2 separate regions of the Homo sapiens genome follow, and region 2 is linked to region 1. Evidence: read pairs that join two places in POLR2A ChIA-PET (ENCODE). Cell type or tissue: MCF 10A. All regions are shown on one strand. Links, peaks and the distances in the headings refer to the core of each region. The heading gives the core; the rest is flanking DNA. Region 1 overlaps LOC102723834 (a long non-coding RNA gene). Region 2 holds the start of LOC124904527 (a long non-coding RNA gene).

The links. Peaks named below come from ENCODE experiments on the same cell type or tissue, not always from the same donor. Only the 100,000 strongest peaks of a DNase experiment are listed, where the experiment ranks them.
Region 2: POLR2A ChIA-PET joins it to region 1 with 12 read pairs; 14 of 35 experiments call an interaction of 5 or more read pairs at or near these places.

Annotation. Positions count from the first base shown.
Region 1 is chr1:225,696,660-225,704,989 of GRCh38, forward strand. LOC102723834 (a long non-coding RNA gene) reads left to right here. Exons shown (of 4, transcript XR_426933.4): 2 at 3,598-4,447. Among named protein-coding and RNA genes, the nearest start is that of ENAH, 48 kb to the left of the region's middle. RefSeq lists an enhancer at 3,097-4,296. In MCF 10A, for the core only: no CTCF peak of the experiment used is centred there; a DNase peak (open chromatin) is centred at 3,772.
Region 2 is chr1:225,762,246-225,770,575 of GRCh38, forward strand. LOC124904527 (a long non-coding RNA gene) reads right to left here and starts at 2,503. Exons shown (of 2, transcript XR_007066905.1): 1 at 2,359-2,503; 2 at 1,059-1,635. RefSeq lists enhancers at 4,443-5,938, 6,851-7,020 and a silencer at 6,062-6,233. In MCF 10A, for the core only: no CTCF peak of the experiment used is centred there; DNase peaks (open chromatin) are centred at 1,766, 4,906, 5,656, 6,046 and 1 weaker place.

The sequences.
Region 1 (8,330 bases), core at 238-8,237:
AAAGACCCAAACTTACTTATTTTATTTTATTTAATTTATTTTTTGAGACAGAGTCTCACTGCTGCCCAGGTTGGAGTGCAGTGGCATGATAATGATAGCCTCAAATTCCTGGGCTCAAGAGATCTTCCTGCCTCAGCTTCTAGAATAGCTGGAACTACAAGAGCATGCCACCAGGCTTAGCTAATTATAAAAAAAAAAATTTGTTTTAGAGGCAGGGTCCCAATAGGTGCTTGGGCTGCTCTTGAACTCCTGAGCTCAAGTGATCCTCCCATCTTGGCCTCCCAAAGCACCGGGATTACAACCCTGAACCACTGCACCTGTCTGGCTCAAACTTGCTCATTTTTAACTGGTAATCATTTCAGAAATTTTATGAGACAGAGAGAGAAAGAAAAGGATGCTCCTAGGCCTGTACATACAACAAGTTGGCCATGGAGTCATAGTAATTTGGGGCCAGTCCTCTATAAAATAGTAATAATAACTGTATCTACCTCCTGAGGTTGTTGTGAGACCTATCTACAGCAATACAGAAGTTGCTTCGAACAATGTCAGGCACAGAGTAAGTGGTAATCAATGCTAGCTAGTATTATTCTTCCTCAACTCTTCAGACACTGATTCACTACCCTCACCGCAGGGAAAGAGTTAAAACTAGACATATTTAGCTGTAATGACTAGAAAAATTGAGCAGAAAATCTTTCCAAAAAGTTTTGACTTGGAGAAAGGAGGTTTATGGTTCTGTTCCCTGAAAGCTATGGCCTAGCGGGGGACAGTCTCTGCCCAGCAGGAGAGAAACCCTACCGTCACTGAGGCTAAGTTAGCAGAAGACTGTTCTCTTAAGAATGGAGGCTGGGAGGGCCTTTTGGTCTTTGGATAGTTCAAAGCATTTCTCAAAGCTTTACTAGTGGGGCAAGAAATACTCAGTAAAACCTGAAATAGCCCCTGCCAGGGCTGATGGCCAACAGCTGTGGGAATGGCAGCTGCTGTGACCCACGTCACTGCACCCGACCCAGGCATGGGGATCCCTGACAAGTGGTCATGAGAGTCTCACATTTTTAATCTGTCTGGAAGCCAATGGGAGGTGTAAGGAAGCCAGATTCTGATCCCTAACAGTGGCATCCAATCAATTTGTGTAAATTTCTCATCGTGATCCCTTCCTCCTTACCATGGAGTTGGAGAGAAAGGGAGAATTCCCACACTTTGGCAATATGAAAGGACTATTCTGTAATCCTATTTTCAGGACAGTTTTCCTTCCTTTTAAAAATCCAGGTTGGCTGGGCTTGGTGGCTCATGCCTGTGTAATCTCAGCACTTTGGGAGGCCGAGGTGGGCGGATCACGAGGTCAGGAGATCAAGACCATCCTGGCTAACACTGTGAAACCCCGTCTCTACTAAAAAATACAAAAAATTAGCCGGGCGTGGTGGCGGGTGCCTGTAGTCCCAGCTGCTCGGGAGGCTGAGGCAGGAGAATGGCATGAACTCGGGAGGCGGAACTTGCAGTGAGCCGAGATCGTGCCATTGCACTCCAGACTGGGTGACAGAGTGAGACTCCGTCTCAAAAAAAAAAAATCTGCCTGTAATCCCATCACTCTGGGAGGCCGAGGTGGGTGGATCATGAGGTCAGGAGTTCAAGACCAGCCTGGCCAAGATGGTGAAACCCCATCCTACTAAAAATACAAAAAAATTAGCCAGGTGTGGTGGTGGGCGCCTGTAATCCCAGCTGAGGCACAGAATTGCTTGAACCCAGGAGGCAGAGCTGGCAGTGAGCCAAGATCACACCACTGCACTCCAGCCTGGGTGAAAAAGCGAGACTCCATCTCAAAAAAAAACAAAAAAAATTTTCAGATAAATTTCTCATCAGAATAGAATTCTATACCTGGGGCCCTTTGAATACTGTTTTGAATGTTGAACTTCATTTGAGGTGAAATAATGATGCTAACTCACATTTATTAAGCATTTACAATATGTCTTGCACCCCTGCAGGCACTTTATATCTATTTAATTTAATCATATAATGCTTATCTCTAATACCAAGGTTACATACTAGTGAGTGCCAAAGGTGGAATCCAACTCACCTTTTTCTTTTCTTTTCTCTTTTTTTTCCTTTTTTTTTTTTTTTTTCGATGGTGTCTCACTCTGCCACCCAGGCTGGAGTGCAGTGGCATGAGTTTGGTTCACTGCAATGTTTGCCTCTTGGGTTCAAGCGACTCTCTTGCCTCAGCCTCCCAAGTAGCTGGGATTATAGGTGTGTGCCACCAGGCCCAGCTAATTTTTGTATTTTTAGTAGAGACGAGGTATCACCATGTTGGCCAGGCTGGTCTTGAACTACTGACCTCAAGGGATCCGCCTGCCTCAGCCTCTCAAAATTCTGGGATTACAGGTGTGAGCCACTGTGTCTGGCCTAACACCTTTTTCTTTATAGAAAGCTGCCTGGTTTTTGAAGGAAGTCTTGAAACAATTTTTTTCTTCTTAAAAGTACTTTATAAAGTCTTTTGATTATAAAAATAATGTATGCTTATAATAGAAATTTTGGAAAATGCAAAATGTGTAAAGAAGTAGTAATTCTACTACTCCACATGTAACTGCTGTTAATATTTTAAATTCTCCTAAGGTATTTTTCTGCACATTTATTGATAATATTTCTTTTTTCTCCAAATTGTGATCTTAAAACTTTTAGACTTTCCAAAGATTTTGTAAACTTCTTTGAAATACCAGGAAGCCCATCTAACCCAGTGCAGCAAGTATGGACTTTTGAAGTTCAAACATAGTTTGGAAAATTGACCACACGGTTTCCAAGAGGAAACTAAAATTGGCAAAATGCCCTTTTCCACCCTGATAGGGGCTTTAAATGCCTAACCATTTGTTTTGCTGGCAGCAGGACCATTTTTTAGTGGCAACCAATGACTATTAGTGCCAATAAAAGTTCTTAAACCCCTCACAGCATTAATCATGCTCCAGATGTTACAAAAGTTGAGTGACCGAAAATGTACATACATTGAAGTCTTCAGCTGCTGCCTCAAGGTCATGGGGATTTCAGCTTCATTCTCTTAATTCAGAGTTAAGCCAGACCCCATCAGTGAGATTTCAGCCTCATTATAAACCACAGAGGCTTCATTTTGCATATATTTCAGCATTTTATATTTTCCTTTGGCCACTCTCATAGTGTATGTGTTCCTTTAAAACATCTCCTCTTTGATGAATAGTCCTTCCTGGGGCCCTTTTGTAGGCATGAGAGATTATACTCTGTTTTGATTCTATCTTTGCCCCTGAGATACCAACCAGTAGCATTCTTCCCACTTTGTCTGATCAAATGGAATTATTTTTAGAAGAAGCTGCTGTGTTTGAAAGACAGCTTATAATCTTAAAAAAGCCCTTTACATTGCAGACATATGGGCTTCTTGACAGTGTGTGTCTAGAATTGCAATGTTTTCTCTGCCCAGAGGACTACCTTTGAATTCACCCTTTCTGCTTGTGTGTGTCTGTAAAGATAAATGAATTGCTTTGGCACTGAATATAGTAACTGTAGCGTGCATCATTTCTGACAACTACTTCCTGAACTTCTTCCCTGAGTTTTGTACCAACTGTTCTCATTGGTTCTCCGCAGAGCTCGTGGCACAGAGGAAAATGGACATAAGGTAGCGGTAACAGGCTGGCGACTGTGGCTTTTACACATTGCTTCACACAACCCTGTCCAGGAGTTTTACACACTCACTAAACAAACAGAAGACACCATCCAATTCACTGGAGCCCCGTTGGATAAATACGGAAAGAATGTGGGAGCTATGTCATGAACCACAATGGTTTTGTGTTCTGTGTAATTTGAAGACGAGATTCCTTTGCTGTGTGTCACCTCCCATATTACCACTGTCGCCCAACATTTCATAACCATCAACTCTTTGCCAGTGCCCACATGCAAAGATGGGTTTGTATTAAAAAATAAATGAGAACAGCACATTCTGATGTGGTGTAGTATATCAGCATTTTCCATGAAACCTCGTCTCCGGCCTTCCCCTTTTAGGAAACAAAGGACCCGTGACAGAGCCTACTTATCCCGTTACAGCTCCTGGTGAGAAGGGCGAAGCCATGTCAGAAATAATAGAAAAGGCTTTTTCCTTTGAAATATCTAAACGTTCAAAGATGGGAACAGCCGCAGGGGGGAGAATACTGTGCTATGCAAGTTGATCTGATTTTGTGGACCATCCATTTCCAATTGGGAAGCTCACTTACTTTCAACTTGAAGCATCAGAAAACCAGACTTACAGCAGCTTCAGCCTATAGGGGTTTATTTTTCTCATGTAACAAGAAGAACAGAAGTGGACAGAGGCCGAGTTCTCAAGGACTCAGTTTCTTTCTGTCCCACCAACCTTACCATGTTGGATTGTCATCTTTGTGCTTGTTGCCTCATGATGGCAAGATGGCTGCAGCACCTCTGGGACTCACGACTGATTTTTAAGGTAGGAAGAAGGGGACAGGACTGTACTAGCCAGATGGCTTCCTTTCATCTGGAAAGCAAAAGGTTTCCCTGAATCCTCAGCAGATTTCTGCTGTCTTCCCATTGGCCAGAACTGTGTCACATGGTCACTTTTAATAGGTTTAAAAATGAGTTTTTCTTGGGAATATTGCTGGCTTGAACTAAATTGTGGTTCTGTTAGTGCAAAAAAGAGGAGTGGGTGGAGTTTGGTCACATACCTCACACAGCCGCTCTTCTTAAGATGCTACTTAGAGGATGGTAGGGACTGAGAGGAGGAGGCAGAAGGAGCATAGCGACCTCTTTGGAGATGTAAGTGACTGTCTACATCATGTGTTTGTAGAGCCATGGGAATCAAAAATAACTCTTGCGATAGATTAGCAGCCCCAAACTTTTTGTTCACATGCGAAAATCTCTGTAATGAATTGTTAGTTCCGTGTTACAATTATTATGAAAATCTGCTGTGTTTAAATTATTGGGAAAGTAAAAGTATGATTTTTAAAAGGTAAATCTGACCATTTTGCCCACCCCTGGCTTAAAATCCTTCAGGAGATTTCCATAGCTCTTGAGATAAAATGCACCATCCTTGGCATGGGCTCTAGAGACCTACAGGACACTATTTTAGCAGCCTCCTGTGTGTCTGTCTGCTCCAGGGCTCTCTCTCTGTCCCTCCTTTTCCCTAGAACCCTCTTTCCCCATTTGGGGCCTTGCAGCCCCTGCTTATTCTTCAGCTCTAAGATGAAGGGTTCCTTAGAGAAGCATTCCTTTACCCATCAGCCTGGCTTTGGGCACCCCAATAGGAGCGCTGAGTATTCTGATCGTCTCTTTAGCATTAATTTTTAATTTTTATTTATTTTATTTTATTTTTGAGACAGAATTTCACTTTTGTTGCCCAGGCTGGAGTGCAGTGGCACGATCTCAGCTCACTGCAACCTCCGCCTCCCGGGTTCAAGCAATTCTCTGCCTCAGCCTCCCGAGTAGCTGGGATTACAGGTGCCCGCCACCATGCCAGGCTAATTTTTTTGTATTTTTAGTAGAGATGGAGTTTCACCATGTTGGCCAGGCTGGTCTTGAACTCCTGACGTCAGGTGATCCACCTGCTTTGGCCTCGCAAAGTGCTGGGATTACAGGCATGAGCCACCATGCCCAGTGGTATTTATTTTTATAATTAATTATAAAAAATAATTAATTCTCAGTAAATTGTTTCAATTCTGCTTTCCCTGCTAGAATGTTAACTTTATGAAGGCCCCGTTGTTCTTTTTTCCTACTTGATTTGTAGCACCTAGTTGGGTGCCTGCTATGTAGTAAGCACTTAAAAAAATGTGTATTGAATGAATGAAATGAAATTTTAAAAGTATGAAGCTGCTTTGTTGATACCACATATTGGTGCCCATCAAAATACTGTCCTCGAACTGGTGTTGGCCTGCAAACTCTTCACTATTCATCTACAACAAGATAAGTCAGAAATTGAGAGGATTTAGAAACTCTTATAACAATTATCAAATTGTATGCAATGATTAGGAGATTTTTTCTTTTTTGAGACAGGGTCCTGCTCTGTCACCCAGGCTGGGGTGCAGTGGCACGATCAAAGCTCACTGCAATCTTGAACTCCTGGGCTCAAGTGATCCTCTTGCCTCATCCTTCTGAATAGCAGCTGGGACTATAGGTGTGAGCCACCACATCCAGCTAATTCTTTTTTTTTTTTTTTAAGAGATGGGGGTCTCATGTTGCCCAGGCTGGTCTTGAACTCCTGGGCTCAAAGGATTCTCCCACCTCAGCCTCCCAAAATGCTGGATTTACAAGTGTAAGCCATTGTGCCTAGCCAGATTTTTTTTTTTTTTTTAAGATGGAGTTTTGCCCTTGTCGCCCAGGCTGGAGTGCAATAGCACAATCTCAGCTCACTGCAGCCACCGCCTCCCGGGTTCAAGCAATTCTCCTGCTTCAGCCTCCCGAGTAGCTGGGATTACAGACACCCGCCACCATGCCCAGCTAATTTTTTGTATTTTTAATAGAGACGGGGTTTCACCATGTTGGCCAGGCTGGTCTTGGACTCCTGACCTCAGGTGATTTACCCACCTCAGCCTCTCAAAGTGCTGGGATTACAGGCATGAACCACCACGCCCAGCCCCCAGAAATTTTTAAAAATAAAATCAAATTGGCCAAGCGTGGTGGCTCGCCCCTGTAATCCCAGCACTTTGGGAGGCCAAGGCGGGTGGATCACGAGGTCAGGAGATCGAGACCATCCTGGCTAACAAGGTGAAACCCCGTCTCTACTAAAAATACAAAAAATTAGCCAGGCGTGGTGGCAGGCGCCTGTAGTCCCAGCTACTCGGGAGGCTGAGGCAGGAGAATGGTATGAACCCGGGAGGCGGAGCCTGCAGTGAGCTGAGATCACGCCACTGCACTCCAGCCTGGGTGACAGAGCGAGACTCCGTCTCAAAAAAGAAAAAAAATCAAATTAGTCCTTCGCACAGTTTGAGAAACACTGCTATGGGTTAGATACTGCAAACTATCATTACACTAATAAAATGCAAACACTTCTGAAGCTTCAGGAGCTCAGAAGCCACTGTCAGCCGCATGGGAAGCCGGCAGGTCAACAACAACCTCCTGCAAGAGGGAAACCATATAGCCCCCACATCCCCTTCCCACTTCCTGAGTGGAATCTTAACTCCTTAACTTCCCAGCAAGTTATTTAACCCAGCTGCCTCAGTTTCCTCATGTGTAAATGGGGATTATAAAAGAACCTTCTTCACAGTGTTATTTTGAAAGATTACGTGGGGGCAACTATATGCAAAGCGTTTAGTGCAGAATCTGTCTCCAGTATACACTAGCTAAGCATCTGCTATTATTATTACTTGCAAACCATTTTGCAAAAAATAAAAGAAGATTTTTTTAAAAAAAAACAGTTTTGATTAAAATAACACCTCAAATACAACAGCACACTGAACAGAGATGGTATCAAGCCTACACTGAGAGCAAAGTGCCTGCTGGGAGGATATGCAGTTGTGTGTGCCTGAGGCCTGGCTCTGACCTCATATCAAGGAAAATATTTGCATGGCAGAGCTGTTATATTCATGCGTGATTCTTTTTTCTTTTCTTTTCTTTTTTTTTTTTTTTTTTTTTTTTTTGAGACGGAGTCTTGCTCTGTCGCCCAGGCTGGAGTGCAGTGGCGCGATCTCTGCTCACTGAAAGCTCCGCCTCCTGGGTTCATGCCATTCTCCTGCCTCAGCCTCCCAAGTAGCTGGGACTACAGGCGCCCGCCACCATACCTGGCTAATTTTTTTGTGGTTTTTCAGTAGAGACGGGGTTTTACCATGTTAGCCAGGATGGTCTCGATCTCCTGACCTCATGATCCACCTGCCTTGGTCTCCCAAAGTGAGGCCTTGGCCTCTTTTTTTTTTTTTTTTTTTTTTGTGAGATGGAGTTTCGCTGTTGTTGCCCAGGCTGCAGTGCAATGGTGTGACCTTGGCTGACTGCAACCTCTGCCTCCCGGGTTCAAGTGAGTCTCCTGTCTTAGCCTCTGGAGTAGCTGGGATTACAGGCACACACCACCATGCCCGGCTTATTTTTTGTATTTTCAGTAGAGACAGGGTTTCGCCTTGTTGGCCAGACTGGTTTCAAACTCCTGACCTCAGGTGATCCACTCTCCTCGGCCTCCCAAAGTGCCGGGATTACAGGCATAAGCCACGAGCCCAGCCTCATGCATAATTCTTACAGGGGAAAACTTGCAAACTGAACAGAGAGAGAGAGGGATGACTCTTTTTTTGTTTTTTCATTACTATTATATTTTTTTCTAACTCAGGAAATGGCTGAAATTCTATCATTAAGACTGCAGGCTGGGTGCAGTGGTTCACGCCATCCCAGCACTT
Region 2 (8,330 bases), core at 300-8,299, 66 kb after region 1:
CACATAAAAGTCTTCATAACCTTTAGGGAAGAGGCAGCCAGAGAAACTGGATTCAAGTCAGGATGGTTTGGGGGATGGGCTGAGGTTAATCCCTCTACCGTGTTCTCAGAATGAAGAAAACAGACATTTACTGAGAAAAAGAACAGCTCTGAATACAAATACTAGAATAGGGCTTTTCAAATGTGTGCCTTCTGTGGCTCCCTTTATCCAGAGAAAAAGAGTCCATGGATTTCTCCCCATACTGCTTAACGTGGCAAAAGACCCCGAATTGCTGGAATTAATGGGAAGACTAGAGCAGCTCTGGATAAGACACCAGTGAGGTAATGTCTGGTTTTTGTTAAATATCCCAAACAGATTACTCACTCTTGCTAGATAAAAGGTAAAGACACTGTCGTGCTATTAACACAAATCCTGCTGCAAACAGGGCCCCCACGGGTCCCTGGACTGGGAAGCTGCCATGCTGTTCAGTGGTGGGGGCGGGAGAGAGAGGCAGTCACAGTAAACATTGTCCAGAGAAGAAAACCAGTCAGCTCTGTGATCTTTGCAAACTCCTTTTTGTTAAGGAACCCAGAACACCAATGAGACCCTGGGAGGCTCATATTTGACAGAGCCAGAAAGAAGGTCCTTGGGAAAGATCCCTTCTCTCTGTCTTCAGTAGAACTTGGCAGAACTGGACAGCCAGGCCCAAAGGCTCCGCTGGCTCCTCTTACCCTCGGGGCCTTTGATTCTATACCTGGAGCAATTCCTTCCATTTACAGCACCTTTTTTTTTTTTTTTTTGAGACAAACTCTTACAAAGCCCAGGCTGGAATGCAATGGCATGATCTCAGCTCACTGCAACCTCTGACTCCCAAGTTCAAGTGATTCTCCTGCCTCAGCCTCCTGAGAAGCTGGGATTATAGGCCCGCACCACCAAGCCCGGCTAATTTTTGTATTTTTAGTAGAGATGGGGGTTTCACCATGTCGGCCAGGCTGGTCTTGAACTCCTAATCTCAGGTGATCCGCCCACCTCAGCCTCCCAAAGTGCTGGGATTACAGGCGTGAGCCCACCATGCTTGGCCTTTTTTTTTTTTTTTTTTTTTTTTTTTAATTATTTTTTGAGACATGGTCTCCCTCTGTGGCCCAGGCTGGAGTGCAGTGGCACGATCTTGGCTCACTGCAATCTCCACCTCCCAGGTTCAAGCGATTCTCCTGCCTCAGCCTCCTGAGTAGCTGGGATTACAGGCTTGTGCCACCACAGGCCAGCTAATTTTTGCAGTTTTAATAGAGATGGGGTTTAACCATATTGGCCAGACTGGTTTCAAACTGCTGACCTCAGGTGATCTGCCTGCCTCGGCCTCCCAAAGCTGGGATTACAGGCGTGAGCCACTGCCCCCGGCCCCATTTAAAGCACTTTACAAAGAATTTCCACATGCATTGTTTCAACTGCTCCTCATAAGAGCCTTGTAAGATGAGCTGAGAATATTGAGGCTCAGATTGGTTAAGTCGTCAAGCAGGGTCATGGCTGTTTTCCTCCATTTATTGAGAGTTGGATAAAAGTCTCCGAGGTAGTTCCCTTCTCAACCTTAGAGTCTAGGGTTGTCAGAGGCCTGGGAGAGGCTGAGAAGAGAGCCAGGGAATTGGCAGAGCTTCCGTTCTGCAAACAGACAAATGGAACACCAGGAAACTGGACCTTTTTCCCCAAGGATTCTTGCTTTTAGCCAAGTCATCCCACACACTCTCTGACTCTGTGGTAGGGTCCTTGAAATTTCATCTCACAATTTCCTGGCAGATATCAGGGCAGCGGATGGTAATCCCGTTATTGTTGGCCAGTCTCCCAAACAGGCCCAAATGCTGCCTGCTCGTCCTGTTGCAGACTTCCTCCTCCCCTCTACCATTGCCTGGCCAGCCGGCCTTTAATCTTGGTGGTGAGCTCTGCAACCTTGCCAAGAAGTCTCCCAGACAAGTGAAAGCTCCTTGTGATTGTGAGAAAACAGCAAGGCTGGCATCCCCATCACACCTGCCATCCCCCTCACTCACTTCCATTTATAAGCTTGCACTATATGCAGGACCTGCCTTTCAGAAGCCCTGAGACACAGTGAGGCTCACAGGAGCTGGGAACTCAGCTCCTTCAGACCTGGAAGGACCTGGGTCTGCGCTGGGAAATGTTTGTGCTCATCACGTCAGATGCATCATCCATGAACTTTTCCTCTGAAAAGCTCAGCACATCTCACTATGATTCTTGCTGCTCCCAGTTCCTCTTTCTAAAGGAAATCACCAGCCTCCTCTGGTACCTCAAAGCTTTAGTAATCAGGAACTAAATAACATGGAAAACATGGAGAATCGCATGGAGGCAAAACAGTACCACAGCTGTACCTACTATTTATAATGAAAGTCAGCCCAGAGTGCCTGCCTTTTTCATCATCTCTCAGTTATCCACATGCTCAACCTGGGGGACAGGAGGAACAGGGAGAAAATCATGATTATCCTGTGGTTCACTTTACAGTTTACAATGCATTTTTAAAATTTACATACACTTGGCCGGGCACGGTGGCTCACGCCTGTAGTCCCAGCATTTTAGGAGGCTGAGGCGGGTGGATCACTAGGTCAGGAGATCGAGACCATACCAGCTAACACGGTGAAACCCCATCTCTACTAAAAATACGAAAAAATTAGCCGGGCGTGGTGGCAGGTGCTTACAGTCCCAGCTACTCAGGAGGCTGAGGCAGGAGAATGGTGTGAACCCGGGAGGTGGAGCTCGCAGTGAGCCAAGATCACGCCACTGCACTCCAGCCTGGGCAACAGAGTGAGACTCCATCTCAAAAAAAAAAAAATTTACATACACTTAAAATATGTTATTTCTCTCAATTCTCAGAATAAAACCATATGGTACATAATAGATACAAATTTTGGTTTCTCTCTTTTTTCCCAATGAGGTTGGAAAGGAAGATATTACTATTTCTACCTTACCAAGGAGCAAATCAAGGTTGTAATTATTCAAAATCAAATAAATATATTGTAGTGGACTCTAAACTCAAATTCAGCTTTCCTGGTTATAAATGCCAGAATCCCAGATTCCTGGGATTTCTATACGACCCCTTCCTTCCTCTTAAGTCCTTTGCTCCCTGTGGAGCTGTAGCTTTGTTTTGTTTTATTTTATTTTAGAGACAGGGTCTCACTCTGTGAGACCAGTACACAGCATGATCCTGGCTCACTGCAGCCTCTACCTGCCAGGCTCAAGCAATTCTCCCACCTCAACCTCCCGAAGAACTGAGACCACAGGTGTGTGCCACCATGCCTGGCTAATTATTTTATTTTATTATTATTTTTGAGATGGAGTCATGCTCTGTTGCCCAGGCTGGAGTGCAGTGGCGCAATCTCGGCTCACTGCAGGCTCCGCCTCCCGGGTTCACGCCATTCTCCTGCCTCAGTCTCCCTAGTAGCTGGGACTACAGACGCCCGCCACCACGCCCGGCTAATTTTTTGTATTTTTAGTAGAGATGGGGTTTCACCGTGTTAGCCAGGATGGTCTTGATCTCCTGACCTCGTGGTCCGCCCACCTCAGCCTCCCAAAGTGCTGGGATTATAGGCATGAGCCACTGCGCCCAGCTTATTATTTTATTTTTTGTAGAGACAGGGTCTCGTTATGTTGCCCAGGCTGGTCTCGAACTCCTGGGCTCAAGCAATCCTCCCACATTAGCCTCTCAAAGTGTTAAGATTACAGGTGTGATCCACCACGCCAAGGCAATTTTACTTTATTGAGACAGTTCTCGCTATTGACCATGTTGGAGTCCAGTGGTACAATCACAGCTCATTGCAGCCTCTATTTCCTGGGCTTAAACGATCCTCCCACCTCAACCTCCCAAATAGCTAGGACTACAGGCAAATGCCACCATGTCAGGTTAATTTTTATTTTTTGTAAAGATGGGGTCTTGCTATGTTGCCCAGGCTGGTCTCAAACTCCTGGGCTCAAGCAGTCCTCCTGCTTCAGCCTCCTAAAGTGCTGGGATTATAGGCATGAGCCACTGTGCCTGGCCTATAGCTTTAAAAATTTCCCCAGTGTATACCATCCTCACTATTCCCAGGCACAGTTCTAAGTAATTGAAGTCTACTGAGGTAGGTATCAATATTATTCCCATTCTCTAGATGACGAAACTGGTGCATGTAGCAGTTAGGAAATATGCCCAAAGGTACACTGCTCGTAAGCGGCAGAGCAGGAATATGAATCCAGCCAGTCTGGTTCCGGAGTCTGCATTCTTGATCACTGCACTATACCAACTTTCACTTTGTTGTGAGCACCTGCCTATCTCAGACATCAGTCAGTAAGTCCCTTGAAGGCAAGAACTGTCCTTTGATCCTTATTCCTGAGCCCTAGGCATTACATTTGGCACAGAGTATATGCTCAATAACCATCTATTCATGCATCTGAACAAATGCATGGATAACTGGTCAGGAGGGGACGCCAGCAGAAAGGCCACCTGTTTAAACCTAAAATCGCAGAACTCAAACTGGTCCTCCATTCTTTCTTCTGCTTTTCTCTAAGATATTACATAGCCACAAAAGCAGATTCTTGATTCCAATCTAGTCCATCCTTTCATAGACTTTGAGTGATCAGCCCTCCCTAAGGCAGTGCCCCTCTCAAGGACCCAATGCAGAGCTGCTGGGGACCCCGCCCGAGGTCCATCTTTAGGCTCCCAGGGCTACACTTCTGTGTCAGGGTTTAGGTCAGCAGGATTCACACAGAAACTGGAAATCAGACCCATGGACGGCATCTACGGTGAAGTGGAATCAAACGGTAAGGGCTTCCCAGAACATCCGAGTGAATCAGCTGCTCAGGCTGGGACGAATCCAGAACACATGCCCACAAGGGGTGGCAAGTTGTAAATTGAGATCTAATATGAGCCATCTGGTCTGGCAAAATGGCCAACTGGAGAGATGGGAGCCTGGAAACTGCCCAGAAGCAAACTTATCTTGGGGAAATGATGAGTCAGCTCTGTCCAAAAACAAAAGCCTTTAATGAAGTCCTTCACAGTAAGCCCCACAGAATCTTTCTGGAGCAGCTAGAGTTAAGTAACTCCATCTAAAGGTTACCTCTGGTTTCAAAGTTTTCAGATGCCTGGTTCCAGGCTTGGGTGTAACAGAGCATGAACACAGGCGAGGTAAACCCACACTGCTTTGTGGGGGTGGGATGGGATTCAAGAATCATTTCACAGCCAGATAGATGTGTCAGGTAAGATGTGACGAGACATGCAGGACTAGCTGGGGTCCAGCATTTCCCCCTAGCATGGGGACAGTTTAGCCTTGGTCCTGGAGGACAGCTTTTCAGTGTCTTCTCCCAGCCACAGTCGCTAAAAAGCAACCAATTACCAGGTCTAATTATCTTCCTTCAGCCTCTTTACTGGCAGCAGCTGCCAAGGCTCTTGCCAAAACTCTGCTTCACCAACATCCTGATCCAAAAAGCCCCAAGTCAACGAGGAGAAGGCTCTGCGGGCCCAGAACAGCTGTGAGGCTTCCCAACACCAAGACGGGGCACAAGAGGTCAGCGCCGGGAGCTTCAAAGCAACTTGCCCCCTTGAGCCCCCTTGGCCTCAGCATCTGGATGGAGGAGAAGCAGTGGCGCCAGCCACCTGGAACCACACCAGAAAATGACACAACGGCAATCAACACACTGGCCCCAACCACCCCCGCCCCAGGAAGTTAGGAAGCTTTTTAAAGGCCTTGTTTGTGCTTGTGGTGGAAGCTCCAAGGTCAGGGCTGGCCTAGAGCTCAGTGTGTGCCTCACAGCTGAGCGTAGCTGGGAGGTATGTCAGGAATTCTCTAGGTCGGGGCTGGGGGTCTCTCAGGGCACCATGCCACTGCTGATCCCTACTTCCTTGCACTCCAAAGTAGCTTGCCTACTTCTGCCCACAGGTGAGCCTGAGACCTGATTAGCCTCTTCCTGCACGGAACAAGAGGTAGCTTCCTCCTGAAAGATGTCCTGAGTCGCAGAAGCATTCTCTGACTTGCACAAGAATGAGTCTCCAAAACCCCAGTCACCTGGGGGGCCTGGACTTGTCTGAGCAGGGAGTGGGGAAAACCAGGCGGCCATCCACTCGGCCTCCAACCTTGCAGCCCCAGGGGAAGAAGGGCCAGGTGCAGTTTGCTGGGCAGTTATGAAACTTGAGAAGCTGGAGTGACTTTGGGCTGGTGCTTTGAGAACAGGGAGGTATTGTGTGATGAGGCGCAGAGCGGGTATAGAATACCCAACAGTTCATGCACAAACACGATCCCAGCCTTGTGCAGAGAAAGGGGCTTCCAGGGGCCTGGGTGGTTTCAAACTGGAATGTGAGGAGAAAGGTAGTGCCCATGAGGCTGTTGGTGACCCATACCCAGGAGGAGGCCCAGAAGCCAAGCCAGCCCTCACCCCTACGCACAGACAGTTCCACAGATCTCAACACGTATGCCCTGAGACATCATCTCTGGGGATACAGAAATTCTATCCGTCAGCAATTAAAGAATATTTTCTTAAAACTTGGGTGGGTATCTTCCCCATGTGTTGTCATCTTGGTCATCAGTAAATACCCACTGAGCAGGACTATCTGCATGGTCCTGTCAGAGGTATTATGGTCACAAAGGCCAGTGCCTGCCCTCCCGGGCCCTGCGTCCTGACGACAGGGCACCAATCGTAAGAGGCAGCAAAATAGCTGGAGATTGAGCAACCAGACACACCAGCCTTGCAACTGGTCAAACAAGAGATGCAGTGCACCTCATCTGTGCACTACAAACAAAAGCTTTACATGTTTTACAATTTTTCTCTCTCACAGTGGCTGGAAAGCTGGATGAGGTGAGAAGAGAATAAGAGCAAAGCAGAGAAATTGGGTAGAGAAAGTGATAATGGAGTGATAAGCCAGGGGAGCTGGGAACAGTGGCTCTCAGGTCTGAGTCGAGAAGGATCCAGGACAGACACCTAATTGGTTATGATTTCACCCCCCCTCTCTGGGCTTATCTTCTCCATCTGTCCTCCCACAGTTCCCAGCTCAGGGCGCTGAGCTCTGATAGTTCTCAAACCCTTTTCTCCCTTTACTTACTGCGAGAAAGCTGTGGTTATCAGCATGCTGGCTCTTGCAGCCCCAGGTGCCACACTAAGCTCCTAGGCCAGTCCCTAACCCTGTTGCCTCTAAAAAAAATTAAGTCGAGACAGGGAGGTGGGAGGACCTTCCACACCATGTTCCAGTCCTCACTGCCCACTCCAGTGCCTTCTTTCTCAAACGGTCATCTCAGACATCTCTGCCATATTCCCACCCCCAACTTCCCCCTGGAGAAGGGCTGCATCTGCTTCCTAAAAGCTTGTCTTCTGGGCCTTTTCTCATGCCCACCTTGTATCTGAAAGCCTGACCATTCCATCAGTCATCATCTGACCTTTATTTCCCAAATCCAGCTCCTCTCTGCAGCTTTCCCTAATTGCCACCCCCAATTAACCAGTCCCAATGAACCTGAGCAGAGGCTCAGCAGAATTTTGGGACTCGATCGTAAACACAGCTTATTATAGCTAGTGGTATATGCAGACATTACCTTATTCATGTTGTGTCCTCCCCACAACCTCCACAAAACCCAAGTGAGCCTTTGCGCCATGTTGGACTGCATGACTGATGACATGACAGCTGTGATCAATCAAGATTCCGCAATCACCATTCTGCAGGCCACTGGGAGCTTTTCTACACCAAAGCCCTCTGCTGAGTGGAGATGTCATCTGATTTATTAATTAATGCAAACACTGTTCATCCAAATGCTCCAGGGCATGGTTTAAAAAAAAAACAGAACGTTTAAAAAATGATAAAAATAACTTTTGCCAGCATAGAAATAGCTGAAGTTTTCTTGTTGTTGTTGTTTTTGTTTTGAGACAGAGTTTCGCTCTTGTTGCCCAGGTTGGAGTGCAATGGCACAATCTCAGCTCACTGCAACCTCCACCTCCCAGGTTCAAGCAATTCTCCTGCCTCAGCCTCCCGAGTAGCTGGGATTACAGGTGCGTGCCACTACACCCGGCTAATTTTTTGTATTTTTAGTAGAGATGGGGGTTTCTTCATGTTGGTCAGGCTGGTCTTGAACTCCTGACCTCAGGTAATCTGCCCGCTTCGGCCTCCCGAAGTGCTGGGAATACAGGCGTGAGCCACCACGCCAGCCTAGCTGAAGTTTTATTCCTGGCCCTTTCATCCCAGCAGCAATTCTTCCCTCCCCAGCCCCATCACACCCCTCTTCCCCCTGCAGCACCCCCACCCAGGTCGCTGTCCCCCTTTCCCACCTTCCCTACCGTGCTTCTTTGTCAATTAACAGAATTCCTGCCGCTGTTTGCTAATTGGGTTAATGGAGTGACTG